Linked DNA regions of Homo sapiens: region 1 is linked to region 2. A link is a loop called in an ENCODE intact Hi-C map of the cell type or tissue named here. Cell type or tissue: PC-9. All regions are shown on one strand. Each heading gives the region's core, and the rest is flanking DNA. Links, peaks and the distances in the headings are about the cores only.

Region 1 (10,049 bases), core at 980-8,979, 190 kb before region 2:
GTGCAGAATGTGAAGGTTTGTTACATAGGTATACAGGTGCCATGGAGGTTTGCTGCACCCATCAACCCGTCATCTACATTAGGTATTTCTCCTAATGCTATCCCTCCCCTAGCCCCCCACCCCCAACAGGCCCTGGTGTGTGATGTTCCCCTCCCTGTGTCCATGTGTTCTCATTGTTCAACTCCCACTTATAAGTGAGAACATGCGGTGTTTGGTTTTCTGTTCCTGTGTTAGTTTGCTGAGAATGATGGTTTCCAGCTTCATCTATGTCCCTGCAAAGGACATGAACTCATCATTTTTTATGGCTGCATAGTATTCCATGGTGTATATGTAAGAAAATGTGTCACATATACACCATTCTTCTTTGAATGTTTGATATAATTCACTGTGAAGCCATCTGGTCCTAGGCTTTTCTTTGTTGGAAGATTTTTTTATTACTGATTCAATCTCCTTATTTGTTATTTGTTTGTTCAGCCTATTTATTCTTGGTTCGGTTTTTGTAGGTGGTATATTACTAAGAATTTATTGATTTCTTCTAGGTTATCCAATTTGTTGGCATATAATTGTTCATAATAGTCTTTTATAATCCTTTTTGTTTCTGAGGCACCCTTTGTGATGTCTCCTCTTTCATTTCTGGGTTTATCTGAGTCTCTCTCTCTCTCCCCTCTCTTTTTCTTTGTTAGTCTAACTAAGGGTTTGTCAATTTTATCTTTTCAAAAACCCGACTCTTAGTTGTGTTGATTTTTTCTATTGTTTTTCTACTCTATTCATTTCTGCTCTAATCTTTATTGTTTCATTCTGCTAACTTTAGGCTTAGTGTTGCTCTTTTTTTAGTTCCTCAAAGTTTAAAGTTAGGTGAGTTATTCAAGATTTTCTTCATTAACATAGATATTAATCACTATTAACCACCCTGTAAGTTCTGCTATTGCTGCATCTCATAAGTTTTGGTATGTTGTGTTTTCATTTTCATTTGTCTTGAGATATTTTAAAAATTAACTTTGATTTCCTCTTTGACCCAACGGTTGTTCATGAGTGTATTGTTAATTTCCACATATTTGTGAATGTTCCCATTTTCTTTCTGTTGCTGATTTCTAGTTTCATTCCATTGTGGTCCAAAAAATGCCTGGAATGATTTCAATCTTCTTAAATTTGCTAAGTCTTGTTTTGTAACTAATATGTGATCTATCATGGAGAATGCGTTGTGTATACCTGAGAAGAATGTTTATTCTGCTGTTGGATAGTTCTGTATATATGTCTGTTAGGTCCATTTGGTCTAATGTGTTGTTCAAGTTAGTTTTCTTTTCAAGTTTCTTTATTGATTTTCAATCTGGATGTTCTGTTATTGAAAGAAGGATATTAAAGTTCTACTATTATTGTATTGCTGTTAATTTCTCCTTTTGGGTCTGTCAATATGTGCATATATATTTAGGTACTCTGATGTAGAGTGTGTACAGTATTTATAATTATTACATGTTTCTGTTAACTGTGCTTTTGTCATCATATAATGACCTCATCTATCTCTAGAAACAGTTTTATCTATCTATCTATCATCTATCTATCTATCTATCTGTCTATATCAGTCTATTTTGTCTGATATAAGTATAACCAACCCTCTTCTCTTTTGGTTACCATTTGCATGGAATATATTTTTTCATTCCTTCACTTTCAGCCCATGTGTGTCCTTAAATCTAAAGTGAGTCTCTTGCAGTCCTTTTACATTTAAAGTAAATTGGTAAGTGAGGACTTACTATTGCCATCTTGTTGTTTCTGTTTGCTTGTTTTGCAGTTATTTTGTTCTCTTCCTTACTTTCTATCTTCTTTTGTTATTTGGTGATTTTTTCTTTGTTTTGGCAGTGATTTACTTGGATTCTTTTCTTTTTATCTTTTGTGCACCTATTATTTTTTTTCTTTGTGTTTACCTCAAAGCTGGAATCGAATATCTTGTAGCTATATCTGCATATTTTATGTTTGTAACAATTTAACTTTAATTACATACAAAAACTATACACTTTTGCCCCTGCCACATACATACATATTTTTGTTCTTGTAGCCAGAGTTTATTTCTTTTTATATTGTGTATCCATTAACAGGTATTTGTGGTTATAGTTGTGCCTTTTTTTTTTTTTGATACAGAATCTTGTTCTGTCACCCAGGCTGGAGTGCAGTGACATGATCGTGGCTCACTGCAACCTTTGCCTCCCAGGTTCAAGTGATTCTTGTGCCCCAGCCACTTGAGTAGCTGGGATTACAGACGTGTGCCACCATACCCAGATAATTTTTGTAGTTATAGTAGAGATGGGGTTTCACCAAGTTGGCCAGGCTTGTCTTGAACTCCTGGCCTCAACTGATCTACCCACCTCAGCCTCCCAAAATGCTGGGATTTTAAGCATGAGCTGCCATACCTGCCCCGGTTATATTTATTCTAAATATTTTTTGTCTTTTAACTTTGATATTAGGGTTAAAAGTAATTTATGCAATGCCATTACATTGATACATTATTCTGTATTTGTCTATATATTTACCTGAAGTCAATGCCTGGCTTCAAACAACAGGCTGACTCTCTTGTTAGGGGCTAATGCAGCTCATGACTTTAAAGGGAAGCCAATGCTCATTTACCATTCTGAAAATCCTAGGGCCCTTAAGAGTTATGCTAAATCCACTCTCTGCCTGTGCTCTATAAATGGAACAATAAATCCTGGATGACAGTATATCTGTTTAGAGCATGGTTTACTGAATATATAGACAGTGAGATATGTGCTTTCATATGCTCTCATGTTGCTGTTTATCATGTTTTCATTTCAATTTAAATAACTCCCTTAAGCATTTCTTACAAGACAGATCTAGTGGTGACAAACTGTCTCAATTTTTGTTTGTCTGAAAAAAAGTTTATCTTTCTTTCTTTTTTAAGGATAGTTTTGCTAGGTATAATATTCTTGGTTGACAATTTTTTTTCTTTCTCAGTACTTTAAATATAACATCTCACTCTTTCCTGGCCTGCAAGGTTTCTGCTGAGAAATCCTCAGCATGTGATTCTCCTGCCTCAGCCTCCTGAGTAGCTGGGACTACAGGTGTGCACCACCATGCCCCACTAATTTTTGTATTTTAGTAGAGACGGGGGTTTGCCATGTTGGCCAGGCTTGTCTTGAACTTCTGACCTCAGATGATCTGCCCTCCTCAGACTCCCAAAGTGGAAGGTTACAGGCATGAGCCACGGCAATGTTGTGTATGTTCCAATCACTCTACCAACCAGCCACTCGCTCATCTCTCTTTCTTCCCTTGAGACATCTCTCTTCCTATTCCCTGAGACACAGCAGTATAGAAATTAGGTCAGTTAATAACCTTACAATGGACTCTACATGTTCAAGTGAAAGAAAAGTTGCATGTCTCTTAATTTAAATCAAAACCTAGTAGTGATTAAGCCTAGTGAGGAAAGCATGTTAAAAGTCAAGACAGGCCAAAAGCTAGGCCTGTGGTGCCAAACAGCCAAGCTGTGAATGCAAAGGAAAAGCTTTTTTTTTTTTTTTTTTTTTTTAAGATGGAGTCTTGCTCTGTCACCCAGGCTGGAGTGCAGTGGCACAATCTTGGCTCACTGCAACCTCTGCCTCCTGTGGTCAGGCAATTCTCCTGCCTCATCCTCCTGAGTAGCTGGGGTTACAGACATGTACCACCATGCCCAGCTAATTTTGTATTTTTAGTAGAAATGGTGTTCACCATGTTGGTCAGGCTGGTCTCAAACTCCTGACCTCAGGTGATCTGCCTGCCTTGGCCTCCCAAAGTGCTGGGATTACAGGCATGAGTCACCATGCCTTGTCCAGAAAAGTTCTTGAGGGAAATTAAAAGTAATACTCCAGTGAACACACAAATGATATTTTAAAAAAAGTGAAACAAACTTTCTGCTGATATGAAGAAAGTTTTAGTGGTCTGGATGGAAGATCAAACCAGGCACAATATTCCCTTAGGCCAAGCCATAACCTAGAGCCATGACTTAACACTCCTCAATTCTGTGAAGGCAGCGAGAGGTGAGGAAGCTGCAGAAGAAAAGTCGGAAGCTAGCAGAAGATGGCTCATGAGGTTTAAGGAAATAGGTCATCTTTATAACATAAATGTGCAAGGTGAAGCAGTAAAAGATGATTTAGAAGCTGTAGCAAGTTATCCAGAATATCTAGTTAAGATCACTGATGAAGGTAGCTACAGTAAACAACATATTTTCAGTGTAAATGAAACAGTCTTCTATCAGATGATGTAATCTAGGACTTTCATAGCTAGAGAGATGTCAATGCCTGGCTTCAAAGCTTCAAAGAACAGGCTGACTCTCTCATTAGGGGCTAATGCAGCTTATGACTTTAAGGTGAAGCCAGTGTTCATTTACCATTCTGAAAATTCCAGGACCCTTAAGAGTTATGCTAACTCTACACTGCCTGTGCTCTAAAAATGGAACAACAAAACTGGATGATAGTACATCTGTTTACAGCATGGTTTACTGAATATTTTAATCCTACTGTTGAGACCTACTTATCACAATAAAATATTTCTTTCAAAATATTACTGCTCATTGACAATGTGCTTAGTCACCCAAGATCTCTCTCTGATGGAGATAGATAAGAAAACTAAAATTGGTTTTTTTTTTTTTTTTTTAGATGGAGTTTTGCTCTTGTTGCCCAGGCTGGAGTGCAATGGTGCAATCTCGGCTCACTGCAACCTCTGCCTCCTGGGTTCAAGTGATTCTCCTGCCTCAGCATCCTGAATAGCTGGGATTACAGTCATGCACCACCATGCCTCACTCATTTCATATTTTTACTAGAGATGGGGTTTCTCCATGTTGATCAGGCTGGTCTCGAACTCCCGACCTCAGGTGATCCACCCACGTTGGCCTCCCAAACTTCTGGGATTACAGGCATGAGCCACTATGCCCAGCCTTAAAGTTGATTTTTGCCTGCTAACACAACATCTATTTTGCAGCCCGTGGATCAAGGAGATGATCATTAGCCTTTTTTTTAGCAATGAGGTATTTTTAAATTAGGATATGTACATTGTTTTTTGGAAATAATGCTGTTGCACACTTTATAGACTACAGTATAATATCAACATATTTTATATGCACTGGGAAGCCAACAAATTTGTGTGACTCACTTTACTGCATATTTACTTTATTGCAGTGGTCTGAAACCCAAACCACAATATCTTTAAGATATGACCCTATTGGTGTCTGTGCATTTGAAGAAACAGTCACCTCTTTCAAACTTTACAGACTGTCTTTGGTAGGGAAAGACCTTTATCTGTGGCTGGCATGAGGAAGTAGCTTGATGGGCTCTGGGTGACTCTGGCAGCTGGGGTTACTCTTGGCAAAGACTGCAGGGCCTTAGCACAATGACTGCTGGGGTCCTCGATGGTGAAGCCTGCCAAGTCCTTTTGCTCTCTTTTTTTCCCAACTGGGGGACTCACAGCAGAAGAAATTCTTCTTCACTGGGCTCTGCTTGTCTGGGGAATGAGGTGAATGCAGGCAAAACGCTTCCTACCGTATTCTATGTGGGTGTTCTCAGTTCTTTTAGATTGCTGCATCTTCTTAATTGTACTCCAGAGCTTTCCTGGGGCTATATTTGTCTATGGAGCTTATGAAATTTTTTTTTTTTTTTTTTTTTTTTTTTTTTTTTTGTGGCAGGACAAGGGCTATGACCTCCTAGATTACTACACTGCTAATGTCACTTAGAACATGCACCTTTGATCAAGTTTAATCTTTAGCAGGTAGGACTGAAACCCAAAGCCACAAAAAGCAACTGAGCTGGGAGATATCTATTACAGCCATTGCCTCTAAATCTGACTATGAGAAAAGCATTTCAAATATCACATGACTTAACTTATTGGAATTTGTGGTAAAGAAATAAGAATGAGCACAAATATTTAGCAACAAAATCAATTGCAGTATTGTTAGTAATTATAAAAAGATATAAACATGTAACTGTCTAACAATGGCAGATTGTTAAAAATAAGTAAATATCCATATAGTGGAATAATATGGAGCCATTTAAAGTGATGCAGAAATATATCTTTTGTCTTGAAATATGTTTATGATAATTAGGTGAAAAAAGCAAATCACAGAAATGTTTTTTGTTTGTTTGTTTTTGAGACGGAGTCTCGCTCTGTCACCCAGGCTCACTGCAACCTCCACCTCCCGAATTCAAATGATTCTCTTGGCTCAGCCTCCCAAGTAGCAGGGAATACAGGCATGCACCACCACATCCAGCTAATTTTTGTATTTTTAGTTGAGATGGGGTTTCACCATGTTGGCTGGCTGGTTTCGAACTCCTGACCTCAAGTGATCTGCCTGCCTCAGCCTCCCAAATTGCTGAGATTACAGGTATGAGCCACTGCTCCCAGCCAACATGTGTGTTTTGATCTAACTTTTGTTTTAAAAAAGTAGAAAACAACTTAATATATGAAAGTGCTAATGGTGACAAGACAGATGGGATTACAGTTTAAAAGTAGCGTTTTTTTCCTGTTTGTCTACATTTTCTGATCTTTCTGAAATGAGCATGTATTGCTTTGTTATAAAAAAATAATAAATTTTGAAAATGAAAGTATAGAGCTTGGACCTATTATGTATTATGGAAATAAATGAATGAACTGCATAGCAATTTCTGCTATCATGACATGGGATAAAAATGTTTTAAAAGCATATTTCCCATTGCATTGTGATTTATCTTTTTACCTATCTGCCTCCCTTTAGCTGAAGATCCTCTAGGTCAAAGACTATTATTATTCATCTTTGCTTCCCTAGCATGTAGTTCACAAATTCAGCTGGTGATGAGTAAATGTTGAGTAATTGAGTAAGCAGCACATAAAAGTGTGTCAGAAGACTTAGATATTAGTCAGGGTATGTGTTGACAATCACATCGTCCATCTGATGTGTTGACAATCCCACCATAAAATACATCATGGTAAAAATCCAGTCCACCAGAGGAAGTCCTCGAGATGCAGCTAAGATGAAAGGTCAGGGGCCAAGGGCTGAGGGTAAATAATACATAGAAATCACAGATTTGTGTGTTGTGGGTGCTATATCAAAGACACCATCAAGTTTGGGGATCTTAGTAAGGATTGTAGGAAAACTGTAAATGAAACAGAAATAATAGTATTTTCAAGAGGGGTAAGGAAATGAATGGATACTTGGATGCATTTTTTTTTTCTGGAGATCAATTGAAGCACACTCATCAAAGCCTTAAAAATACGCATGATTTTTGACCTAGCAATTTTATTTCTGAGAATTTATCCTATGGAAATATTATGGACATGCACTAGAAATTAGCTCTAAAGATGTTCATCACAGTGCTATCTGTAATAACAAAAACAAACAAACAAACAAAAAACAACCAAACAAAAACAGAAATAATGCCAATATTCAACAGCAGAAAATTGGCAAGGTAAAGTATGAAATACTCATTTAACAGAATACTTTGTGATAACTAAAAAGACACTGTAGAAATATATTTCTAGATGTGGAAGATGTCCATAATATATTGTCAAATTTTAAAAAGATGTGTTACAGAACACTATTGCAAAAATAAAAATACATAGATGGGTGAAATATGATATGTTAGTAGTGGTTTTCCCTTGAGGAAAGGGATTGTGGATTTTTTTTTCTTGAAAAAGTTTATTTTGCTTCCCTGTCCTTTCTGAGTTCTTTGTAGTGAAACTATGTTGTTCTTATATAAGAAAAAGAAGAAAAGGAAGACTTTACCAAAAACATATAAATATGAAAGCATAATACTAATGGGATCACAGGAGAAAGGCCTTATTTTTTGCAGCCAGCTCTTATATAGTACCTACTATGCACCATGCATATTTATTTACATTTATTAACTTGTTTTTCTCATCACAACCCTATGATCTTTTCCACTGATGAGGCAACCAAAGCACAGTGATGGTCAGTAACTTGATAAGGTCATAGAGCTAGTAGAGCCAGGATTTGGAGCCCAAGAATCTAGCTAGTTCTAGACTCTGTGCTCTTAACAACCACTGTACTATGAGGAAAGAAATCTAGGTATGTGCCTTCTGTCATCACATCTCCATGATGTCCATTTTTCATGCCTGCTTGATTCCGGATAGGCTGAAAAGGAGTAGTGGGCCAGTTTTGATGGCACATATTAGATGCAATCTGCTATGCCCTTCAGGAGCTGGCTTTGAGGCTGATCCTAGACATAATGCAGTGGGTGAAATGTATTTTAGTGTTTCCTGCCCTGCCTACTTGCTAAATGTAATGCCTTCACCTGCTTATTGAAACTAATAAGGTTCACTGATGGTGTCTGGAATTTTCCTGGCATATTTTTACTATGTTGAAGCCTAGTTATCTTATTCTCTTAACACTTGGCTTTGTACTAGGCAAATACTAGCAAATCTTCAGAAATAAATTAATGCTAAAATGATAATGGGCACCAGTGTGTTGCTACATCATCCTTCCAGGAAACATGTATATGTAAATAGATGCCTTCTAAAAGTTATTTTTAATGCCAAAGAATTCATTTTCATGGTAGATATTTTGGACGTTGCAGGGAGAATATTTTAGGCATTAAAGCTTAGCTGGCTTCACTAATAGCTGTTTCCAGTTTTCTTATCTCTTGCCAACTTCCCTATAAAGGCTGAGAAAACTAAATATTCACTTTCCCAGCCTCCTTGCAGCTAGGGGTGGCACAGTTCTAGACCATGAGATGTGGGCAGTGGTCTGTTGGTGGTTTGTGGAGAAAGCTTTTGCTTTTCTGATAAAAGCAAAATGTTGACACTTGTACCTTGCAATGCCTCCTCCTACCTGCCTCTGGTGCCTTAATCTTTATACTTGGTGATGTCTTGGTCATTTGTGATTGGGAGGAAGAGAACAGAAGAACTGCAGAGATGCTGGACCTGAAATTATGGGGTCACTGAATCAACGCCAGCAGTTGCCTATATCACTTTTTTAATAGGTAGAAAAATAATCCCTATGTGTTAAACCACAGTTAGCCAGATTGTCTTTCACTTTCAGCCAAAGCATTCCTAATTGATGTGCACATTTTCATTTTGCATTTTGCATTTCAAAATGAACTATGTGCGCATAGTTCATTTTCCTGGCTCTAGTTTTACCCAGAACATTGAAGTACGGTTCCAACACTACAGGAAGGCAAACAAAATCAAAGACCCACCCAATTGTGGGTACCTGTTCATAGCATTTCTGAGCATGTTATACGTCCTTTACTTAATTTCTGGTGACTTTAAAAAGAAAGACAATAAGACTAAAAAATGGAGACCATTGTCTAAGATTCATCATAGGTTAAGAAATGCAATATATAGCATTAAAAATGCTATATTAGTCTGGGTGCGGTGGCTCACGCCTGTAATCCCAACACTTTGGGAGGCCGAGGCGGTGGATCACGAGGTCAGGAGATCGAGACCATCCTGGTTAACATGGTGAAACCCTGTTTCTACTAAAAATACAAAAAATTAGCCGGGCGTGGTGGCGGGCGCCTGTAGTCCCAGCTACTCGGGAGGCTGAGGCAGGAGAATGGCGTGAACCCAGGAGGCAGAGGTTGCAGTGAGCCGAGATAGCGCCACCGCAGTCCGGCCTGGGTGAAAGAGCGAGACTCCGTCTAAAAAAAAAAAAAAATTGCTGTATTATTTTACTGACTTGACAAAAACATTTGATGACAACCATTTATTCAGACTTTTGGTTACTATTTTTCAGTTGATAAATCCATCAGATTCTTACTAGTACATAATGCAGGAGCTAGTTGGTCGGGTTTATTTTCTTTCCTTTCTATTCACTTTCTTTTTAATTTTTCCTCTTTTAGTTCCTTCCTTCCCTCCCTTCTTCCTCCCTCCTTGCTTGCTTCCTTCCTTCCCTTCTCTCCTTCCTTTTCCTTCTTTCCTTTCTACCTTCTCTTCTCCCTTTTCTTTTTTATACTATAATCTCTTACAGTAAAAAATGTATAGTGTAATAATAACGCAGCAAGCATCTCAGTCAAGATCCATGTGCTGGGCATCTTTTATTTGTCCCCTAGATCTAGCCACCATCTGACATTGATCTGGGA
Region 2 (10,049 bases), core at 884-8,883:
CAGGACAAGACAGGTGAGAAGGGCAAAGTCTCCTGTAACCTGGTGAGAAAATGTGGGCTAAGCCATTCTCATCTGGAGCTGAAGGCTTGGTGGAGAATGGCCCTCAACATTCAAGTTCACACCCATGGATTTATAAAAGGCAGGGCTGGGGGGAAAGGTTTTTCCCATTATACTTAATAACATTATCAACAACAATAATCACTACTATCATTTATTGAGCATTGACTCAAAAGACAGTCCTTTTATGAAAATTATTTACTTAAATCCTTACAAAGCTTCTATTCATTCACCCAACACATATTTATTGAGTTCCTACTATGAGCCAGGCATTATTCTAGGTGCTTAATTTAGATCAAGGGACAAGACAGACAAAATCCCTGTTCTGGTGGCAGGGCTACTACATGCAATTAACAGCACACAACTCTAGGGGGAGCCACATACATGGGCCACCTTATGAATGGTGTGCCCTGAGGTTAAGCATCCTGGCAGCCCCTTTCTGTGACATTTGCATTCTAGTGAAGGGAGTCTAATACCAATGAAGTAGATGTCATTATCCCCTGACTACAGTTTAGGAAACAGAGACACATAGGAATTAAGTAACTTGCTGAGTTTTTCAGCCAAAAATGACTGACCCATGATTTATACTGAAGTCAGTCCTTGCAATTCACCTGTGCCACGTACTTGCCTTTCTCTCCCTGGTGGGCACAGGGAAGAGGGAGTAGCCAGGCTGGCCAGATGAGTGCTGGGCTGGCTGGCCCAGTAGAGGCACCATGTCCTGACTGGGTGGACAAAGACTGGGTAGGAGGTAACAGAGAATCCCTTGGTGAGTCTAACTTAGCTATAAGAAGGCTTGCTGAGAGCAGCTGCCTCCATGCAGAGGGTGGGGTGACCGGCCTTTAATCCTTCCCAGCTGAGGATTTAGTCAAAGAAGCTTGTCTCTGGGGATAGCCTATGGTCTTGAAGGGCCTGAGTTAGCTATTAGTTCACCCATTTATTTAACATTCATTCATTATTTTTAAAAAATTTCCTAGCTATGTTTGGGGGCAGAGAAGTGGGTCCAGAGACCTAGAGGTTTGCAAGGGTAGCTTCTAAACTCCTTTGGTTCAGAACAGAATAGAAAGTGTCCTCGGGTGACCTTGGGTCTGCTTCCCAAGCAAATTGAGCATACGCAGCCAGAACAAAGACTGCACTCTACTCTAGTGAGCTCAGCCTGCTAGGCTTGGATCTAGATTTTATAGCAATAAGCTTGGAGTCTCACCTTTGGGTCAGACAGAGTACTACCCCAGACATGAGGTAGGGAGAGCCTAGTCTATATTCCTCTGCCTTTGTCCAAGCCTGCTTTGTCCTTCCTCTTGACGAGGAATAAAGATGGCTTCTGGGTGTGCATCCCCTTCCTTCTTCCACCTGCAGATGTACCTGTTTGTGTGCAGTGGGCTTCTGAGTCCTGGGCAGGGATGCCAGAGACCGCAAGCCAGATGCTTGGGATGCCAATCCTTGGGACTTTGAGGAGAAAGAGAGGTTCTGAGGGGCATCTGTCTATGGCACAGAGTCAAATGGAACACATGGAAGTCCCTTAGAAGGCTGGTATCTAAGTGTTGGCCACACAATGTCCGTTCTTCCTCCATTATTTGAATTTCTCCTTCTCTATCCTTCTATCTTTCTTGGCACCTTGAGCCAGGTCTGGGGTGAGAGAAGGGATGGTGTAGGTGAATTAGTGGTAGTTATTGGAGGAAGGCAATAAACCCAGAAAAAGTGTCACGTGACTTCTTTCTTGGGCCCAGTGTGACGCTTCTAGTTAGGCTAACGTGGGTCTTGGGACTGTTCCTGAGATTTTGTGGAAAACTCTTTGTATTTGTGCTGGTAACAGAAGGAAACCAGAGTTAGGGCTGGTGGGATGAAGCAGTGGGAACACTGATTTCTCCTTTTTTTCAGATTCAGGGATTTCTGTCAGAGACATCCGTGGGGGAGGGATGGGATTGGGAGTGAGGAGAATCCCTTTCCTCTCCTCTCACCATCTGGTGGTCCCCGTGCCCACGCACCAGCTCGTTGGATGGACATTTTGATTCCCTTAAGATGTACATTCTTCAAATCATTGTTTGTCATTAGCTCCCTGGAGAAAATGGAGGGGCTGAGATATTAGTGAGAAAACATAAAGTTAATTGGGTGATGGAGACTGGGAGAAGGGGAATGTTAGAAGAAAGTGAGCGAGGTCTGCTAAAAGTGAACTTTATCTTCTTCTCAATTTTGCCTAAGACTCGTGTTGCCTGGGCAGTCTCTTTTTGGAAGAGAAATTTTCATGACAGTTTGGGCCAGAGATGGCAAATAAATGCCTGACATGGTTGCTGCCAGCCCCTGTCTCCCGACACGTTCACAAGGGTGCACACCACTTCTCCTCTCTGTGACCATAGACTCAGACCCATTGCAATCCAGCATCCTGCATGGCCCCATTGGTCAGAGTTGACATTTGCAATGAAGCTGCTTCCCTATGCCTGGTTAGGCCTTTTGCTATGAATTCTCTGGAGTTAACTATTTCCAAGGGGCTCCATCTTATTCTTGTGATTTCCACGGGATTTGGAGCCCCAGAAGACAATCCCATGTGGATTCACAAAATGCCCTCTAAATTTGATGGCTGTCAGTGCATACTAAGTATGACTGACTCACTGGTATCTGTTTCCTCCGCTGACACAGCTGGTTCTTAGGCTCGGCAGGAGTTTGGGCTGAGACCTCTCATTGCTCTATATTCCCTCTGTTACTAATGAGGCGTTGTTCCTTAATTACTAGGTGCTGGATACTAGAATTGCTTTTCTTTGTTTCAGGGGATTTAGCAAAGGGCTTATAAATATTTCTTGTGTCTGGCATGAACTACCTGATTTTTTTATTCTTCAGGTCACTGAGCTGGCAATAAAGGCAACTCAAAGTTAGCTGGGAATCAGAATGAAGGGGGACTAGGAAAAGTGATGCCTAGAACACCAACAGGTGTGGGATCATCTTCATTGTACCTTTCAGAGCCTAAGATATAAGTCCTCTGGATACTCTCTGCTTGTTTATTTAAAGGAAAAAATAATCAGAATGTGGGAGAAATGGGTGCTTTGGGTAATTTCATATTCTAATTGATGAACGTGTATGAAATTATAATATTAAACCACTACTAGCCCTTGCCGTAAAAAAACTATTCCAAAATAGCTGAGTCTAAGTTTCCTGCCTCAGTGTGTCCCACCTCTTGCGCTTGAGTCCTTAATGATCCAGAGTTTCAAGTCCCCAGTGCCCTAATCTTGAAAAGCAGAAACTTTAGAAGTTTGCTGAAGTTTATTAGTTGGCTATACGATCCATCAAGAAATTGACTTTTTTGGATTAAATTCAAGATAGTTTTTAAAAAATCAGAAGTTTCTTTATCATGAAAGCTAAAAAAATAATTGAAGGTAGAGGCTAGTTGGAATCCCAGTTAATAGATGGATTTCTTCCTTCTTGAAGAAACTTGTGTCCAAGGGCAAACTGAATCCTGGTGGTCTATGCTGGCCACATTCAGCAAAAAATGGCCTGAGGTTTTGATGGTTATCATTCTCAAAACTGTTCCTGCCAACACACTCTGATCCCAGGAGGTTACCTGACCTTTATAAGGCTCAGTTTCCTCCCCTGTAAAATGGGCAGGGTAATCAAGCTAGGCAAAATATTTAACCTAAGTGAGGAAATTGTGCTATTAGTGCCCTGAAAAACATGTAGAAAGACATTAGACATTATTTTATTTAATATCATGTTGAACTTAGTTTTTAAAAAGAAGACCTATTGGATTTTCCAAGAACAACTAAACTGATTCCTTGTAGACAGTTTAGAGAATACAGAAAATTAGAAATAGGAAAAAAGCAAAACAAAGCAAAAACCATCAAACAAAGTCTACGCAAATACAGTTTCTCTTAACTTTTGGTTTATTTCCTTCTAGTCATTTTTTAGGTGCATTTTTAAATTGTGGTAAAATATATGTAACGTAGAATTTACCATTGTAGCCATTTTTAAGTGTAGAGTTCAGTGGCATTAAGTACATTTATATTGCCGTGCAACCATCACCACCATCTATCTCCAGATTTTATAACCCCAGACTGAAACTCCATATCCATTAAATGATAACTCCCCATTCCCCTCCCCCTACCCTGGTGACCACCATTTTACTTTCTGTTTTTATGAATTTGACATTCTTGGCGCCTCTTATAAGTGGGATCATTTTTAGTCGTTTTTATAATCGGTTTCCTTCCTTTAAAAATATGAATGGAGCCTAATGAATATTGAATTTAGTGTACTGGTTTCTTTGAACATTTCAGCATCATAAACATGTTTTTGTATTCTACATTCTTCTTGTATTGCTATATTCTCTATAGGAATTTTTTTTTTTTTTTTGACAGAGTCTCACTCTGTTGCCCAGGCTGGAGTGCAGTGGCACAATTTCAGCTCACTGCAACCTCCGCCTACTGGGTTCAAATGATTCTCCTGCCTCAGCCTCCCAAGTAGCTGGGACCAGAGGTGCATGCCACCATGCCTGGCTAATTTTTGCATTTTTAGTAGAGATGGGGTTTCATCATGTTGGCCAGGCTGGTCTTGAACTCCTGACCTCAGGTGATCCGCCCACCTTGGCCTCCCAAAGTGCTGGAATTACAGGTGTGAGCCATTGGCCCCAGCCTTGAACATCATTTTTAATGGCTGAAGATTATAGAATCCAGTGGGTGTGCCATCCATTATTAGTATTCTGTTGTTTCCAAATATTTGCTGTTTTAAACAGTGTTGTGAAAACATATTTTTGTGTTGAACTTTTATCATATTGAGAGGCACTTCCTCTGTGCAGAATCAAGAAATTAATTACCGGTTTATAAGGAATGTGAACCTTTCAGGCTCATAATCTGTATTACCAAATGGTTAGGAAAAAAATGTTCAGAAGGTGCCATTCACAGATGGAGTGGGCTTCCACCAGGGGCTGTGAAGCTCTAATCTCAAAGGATGTTGACTACTGGTAGGGCTGATTCAAGTATTAGATATCTAGGAAGGGTGGGAAGGGCAGAGAAGCTTCCAAAATTCCTATGTAGGAGAGGCATAGGGGTGCTGATCTCTTCATAAGGGGTGACGGGAATTTTCCTTGAAACAGCATGTGCAGATCAAGCACTGTTCTTTCCTTTAGAGTGTGTGTTTATTTGGGGCGACTTGGAGGGTTGCTAATTGAGATTATGGGGAATCTAAAGCCACACCCCAAACCGCCCCTTGGTTCCCCTACCTGGGGGAGAGTTGACACTAGTCAAACCTCTCCCATCTCTGAGATTTTGTGAATCTAGGACTCTTGCCACTGCACAGACTCCAGCTGGACCCAGGGACTCCAGCTTCTCACATCACCCTGGCTCATCCATAACTCTCTTTTGTTTCATCTCAAACATCACTGAGAGATGGCTGCCTCTTCTCCCTTCCTAGGAAAGCCCATGTCACAATAAGCGCGCCTGTGCTTCTCATCAGTGCTTTCCTGGTAGCACCACCTGACAAACACTGCTCGCGGCTGCCTTCAGCTGCTCTCCAAGAAGACGTCATAACCACAAGAGATCTGAATCAGCCCATTTTTTCCCCTGTGGCACTGTGTGCTTTGGCTGCCTGGCCAGAAAGCTGGGACTGTATTTACCTATCATTTTGATACTATCTTGGGGTGTAATTGGAATTGAGCTCTTAGTGTGGAAATTCTTACTCAGAACACAAAGGATTGAAGAGTGCTTGGAGGCTGAACTCTGGAAGGACTCTTCCCTGAGGCCTCTTGGCATCTGGCTCTTGTTTCTTGGAGCGGTGGTATGGCCCACAGGTGGGTGTTTCCTTTGGGAGCAATTTCTTGCTTTTTCAGTAGCTCTGGGCTGTCATCGAGCCCACTGTTCCTTGTCTTCTCTGCACTGTTTAGTGATGATGTAGGTGAATTGCTCCACAGTTTAATTCCAGTGGTAGAGCAGTCACCATTTGTTGGTTTCTTTTTCTTATGGGAACTCTGGTCTGCATCTCACTGTGTTTCCCTTGAACGTGTCTGGGGTCCTCCAAACAGCTTCTTGTCCCTCTGAGTGCGGACACTCAGATTCTAACTCAGATTCTAAGTCAATGGTCTCAGCCTTTAGAACCGCAGGAGGCCAGGCGCGGTGACTCACGCCTGTAATCCCAGGACTTTGGGAGGCCTACGCGGGTGGATCACCTAAGGTCAGGAGTTCGAGACCAGCCTGGCCAACACAGTGAAACCCCATCTCTACTAAAAATACAAAAATTAGCCAGATGTGGTGGCATGTGCCTGTAATCCCGGCTACTCAGGAGGCTGAGGCAGAGGCAGGAGAATCGCTTGAACACGGGAGGTGGAGGTTGCAGTGAGCCGAGATTGTGAGATTGTGCCATTGCACTCTAGCCTGGGCAACAGAGTGAGACTCCATTTCAAAAAAAAAAAAAAAAAAAAAAAAAAGAACCACAGGAGGGAGAGATCATATATGACCCCGTATGTGTGAAAAGTCCTATCATTGCTACCCACACCAACAATATTAGTGGAAAAATGTCTTCAAAGGACATTCGATTCAATGATACATGAGATTTGCTTCCTTCCTTAATTTTTCCCTGTACAGCTATATAATGATTTTTTCAATCAGATCCTCTTTTCCCCCTATTAATTGTATTTATAGGATGAGATTGATTCTAACACAATAGCAAATGATGTATGCACATTTAACACATTTCGTGAAGGCAGGAAAGGGCACACTATAAATTCTGTGAAATCCACATTAGATCATGCCTCTCCTTTCTCAGTTGGGAGGTGGGCTCTGACAGTGCTCAAGAGAAAAAAAAATCAAGTTGTGACAGTTTAAAAAATATTTTAAATATTAAACTATTTATTATGGAACTTAAAACATACACAGAAGTTGGCAGAATAACATCATGTACCCTAAATATCTATCTCCAAACCTCAACAGTGATCAACCTGTGGTCAGTTCTGCCTCTTCTGGTTCCCATCTGCTCTCTGACTTCAGTTTATTTTGAAGCATGTCTCAGACATCTTGTGACTTCAGTATTGCACGATGTATGTCCTAAACGTAAGCATTCCCTTTAAAACATGTATCTACTTTTTAAATGAAGAACAATTAGGTGCATTTTCATAAGGGTTTTAGAAAGGGAAGAAACTGTATTTCTTTAATTTAAAAATGTATCAGACAACTAATCCATGTTTACTGTTTCTAACACGGATACCATAATAATAGGATCATTCTATTATACATAGACTAGTGAGATCAATTTGTCAGATAAACTTAGAAGGGCCATTAAGAAAGTTATGTCATAATTTTTGTCACTTGCTGAAACCAAGACTTTAATTCTGCAGAACATCATACCAGGATTCACAATTGTATACACTGATTGTGTTTGTCCAGAGGTAATCTCAGATCCACTGTATATAATTTTCCATTTGCCTAGCTATGGGGTTGGACACGTCAGTTTTTTCCAGACCAAGGGTCTCCTAGCTTTTTTTTTATTTTTATTTTTATTTTTTGAGACAGAGTCTCTGTTGCCTGTGCTGGAGTACACTGGTGCGATCTCGGCTCACTGCACCCTCCACCTCTCAGATTCAAGTGATTCTTGTGTCTCAGCCTCCTGAGTTGTAGGTGGGACTACAGGCACCTGCCACCATGCCTGGATTTTTTTTTTGTTTTTTTGTATCTTTAGTAGAGATGGAGTTTTGCCATGTTGGCCAGGCTGGTCTTGACCTCTTGATCTTAGAAGATCTGCCCACCTTGGCCTCCCAAAGCTGGGATTAGAGGCATGAGCCACTGTGCCCAGCCTCCTAGCTGTTTTGGCTGCACACTTCTATCCGTAGATAATTAAGCATGTACCCTTACTATTTTCTGCAATATAAATTATTTACTTATAAATTACATTATGTACTCTATCACACTGGTAAATTAAGTATATTATAAAACAGAAACTAAAAGTATGAAGTGAGAATTAAAAATGAATAGCAATTCTAATATCTTCATCTTCCCCTCAGTGGATCCTCCTGTACATACTCCAATTTGCAGACCACTGGAGGAGGCTGTAGGAGGCAATATTATATCCCAGTGAGGTGTGTGGGTTGTAAAGCCGAACAGCCTGAGTCCACATCCCAGCTCCACCACTCCTTAGTTCTGTGATCTTGGAAACATCACTTAACCTCTCTGAATCTATCTTCTCACCTGTAATATGAGGGCATTAACCCCTTACAGGTTATTGTAAGGTTTCTTACACTGTGCCTGTGGTAAGCATCAATACATTTTAGCCAATAATAACAGTAATGATAATAACACATTCCTAGAGGGCTGGGATGGATCTAGATTTTTCTTCCCCTTTTAGTGGAAGACCACAGCATGATGCATGAATTTACATTTCCTCAGACATTCTGGTGCTGATGAAGGTAAAGATGGTGAGGCTGCGATGATGGTTTCAGGGATGGGTGTGTTGGGCGTGATGAATAGCATGATGCATATTGTCACTCATTTAGTTTATCTGCACTGATGATGATGCTGATTATATGATGACTGTTACAGGGATGGTCACATTGTGGGTGATGAATATGACCAGAAAGGGAAGACTTTCACAGTTCCTACCCGAACTACAACATCGATATTTTCATTTGTCTTTCCTAGGAACTCTTACCTTAATCACCTGACCAATATGCTGACGACTAACATGTTGCGCCCTGCCTTTCTTCCGGGCCTCTCTGCCTTGCTGATCTGTTTTGCTGGTGTGCCCTCCACTGTGCTCTTGGGTCTTTGTCTCTCGGTAAAGCCTAGTACTGTGGTTGCTGTACACAAAACCTGTAGATGATTAAGATCTCTGTTCACTGCAGGGCCATTCATCTCCCAGCGACTATTTTATCCTTAAGTCAAGAGACTTGCCTCTCAGCCCCTGGGGACCATGGAAAGAGTGCTAGAAACCTACAGAGTATGACCCTTTGTAGCCTTATGCAAGAAGTGACCTGTGTCTTTCCTGTCATGAGAGAGGACAGACATTGCAGGAATCAAACGCATAACACTAGTGCAAAACTGGGGATAATGCCCAAACCTGGTTAGGCAGGGGCGCCTGGAACATGCTTGTCCAGGAAATCTTCCACTCAGTTCTGCTGCCTCCATGTCCCAGATGATCACAGAAGCCTCCTGAGAAGGGTTGAATCCCCCGTCGCCTGGGGATCCCAAGAAAGCTGCAGAGGAAAGACTTTCTCTTCCAAGATCAGAACAAAGGACGGTTAGCATTGTGCCCAGTAGTGCCAAAAGGTAAGGTTGGGTTAAAATAAGAATTTGCCTTAAGCTCTTTTCCCGGGGGCTTGTTTTTTTCATTAACCTTGTTGGCTGGACTTTAGGGAAGTATGCACCATCTTCTCCAGAAGTGCTTCAGATTTTATATTTTTAAGAAATTCAAGAGTCTGAGTTAGGCACTTTAATGTAACCTCCCCAAAGCTTTTGTTCCAGGAATTGACTTGGGGATTAATCTGTTTAGCAAATTCTGACACAGAGGCATCTCATAACCTTTTATTTTTTCTACAGACCACATTGTATCTACCTGGGATGTTTTGAAAATGAACAGTGACACCTAAGAATGTATACTTATCTCTTCATGCCAATTCTCCAAACTGGATGTTGCCCATGTCTCAAAATTACTTGCCTCCAATTTTAGGGCATAAAGTGTGAGATTCTGTAGCATGAGATCATATGCTCTTAAAATACTAAGTATATATAAATTATCCCTTAGCATCTTTAACATGCATTTTTTTTTTGTAGAGACAGTATCTCTACAAAAAAATCTCTCTGTATTGCTCAGGCTGGTCTTGAAATCCTGGGCTCAAGAGATCTTCCCATCTCGGCTTCCCAAAATGCTAGAATTACAGGCATGAGTCTCCACACCTGGCCTAACATGAAATATTCTTTAACAGTATTCTTTAGGATAATATATTATTCTATAGATTTGAAATAATTTATCAGTTCTATACTTAATTATAAATACTCTTGGGAATAAAACATACTTATCTAATAAGCAAACAG

What was found. Hi-C counts contacts between places; a loop is a spot of excess contacts. Peaks named below come from ENCODE experiments on the same cell type or tissue, not always from the same donor. Only the 100,000 strongest peaks of a DNase experiment are listed, where the experiment ranks them.
Region 1: a loop joins it to region 2, with 2.7 times the contacts of the local background. A loop is called at or near these places in 2 of 110 quality-filtered maps.

The regions. Positions count from the first base shown.
Region 1 is chr11:34,374,028-34,384,076 of GRCh38, forward strand. No RefSeq gene overlaps it. Among named protein-coding and RNA genes, the nearest start is that of ABTB2, 21 kb to the left of the region's middle. In PC-9, for the core only: no CTCF peak of the experiment used is centred there; DNase peaks (open chromatin) are centred at 5,234, 5,734 and 6,824; H3K27ac peaks cover 2,540 bases.
Region 2 is chr11:34,565,183-34,575,231 of GRCh38, forward strand. LINC02707 (long intergenic non-protein coding RNA 2707) reads left to right here and starts at 5,713. Exons shown (of 3, transcript XR_931181.3): 1 at 5,713-5,821; 2 at 9,151-9,284. In PC-9, for the core only: no CTCF peak of the experiment used is centred there; a DNase peak (open chromatin) is centred at 5,659; H3K4me3 peaks cover 427 bases; H3K27ac peaks cover 1,396 bases.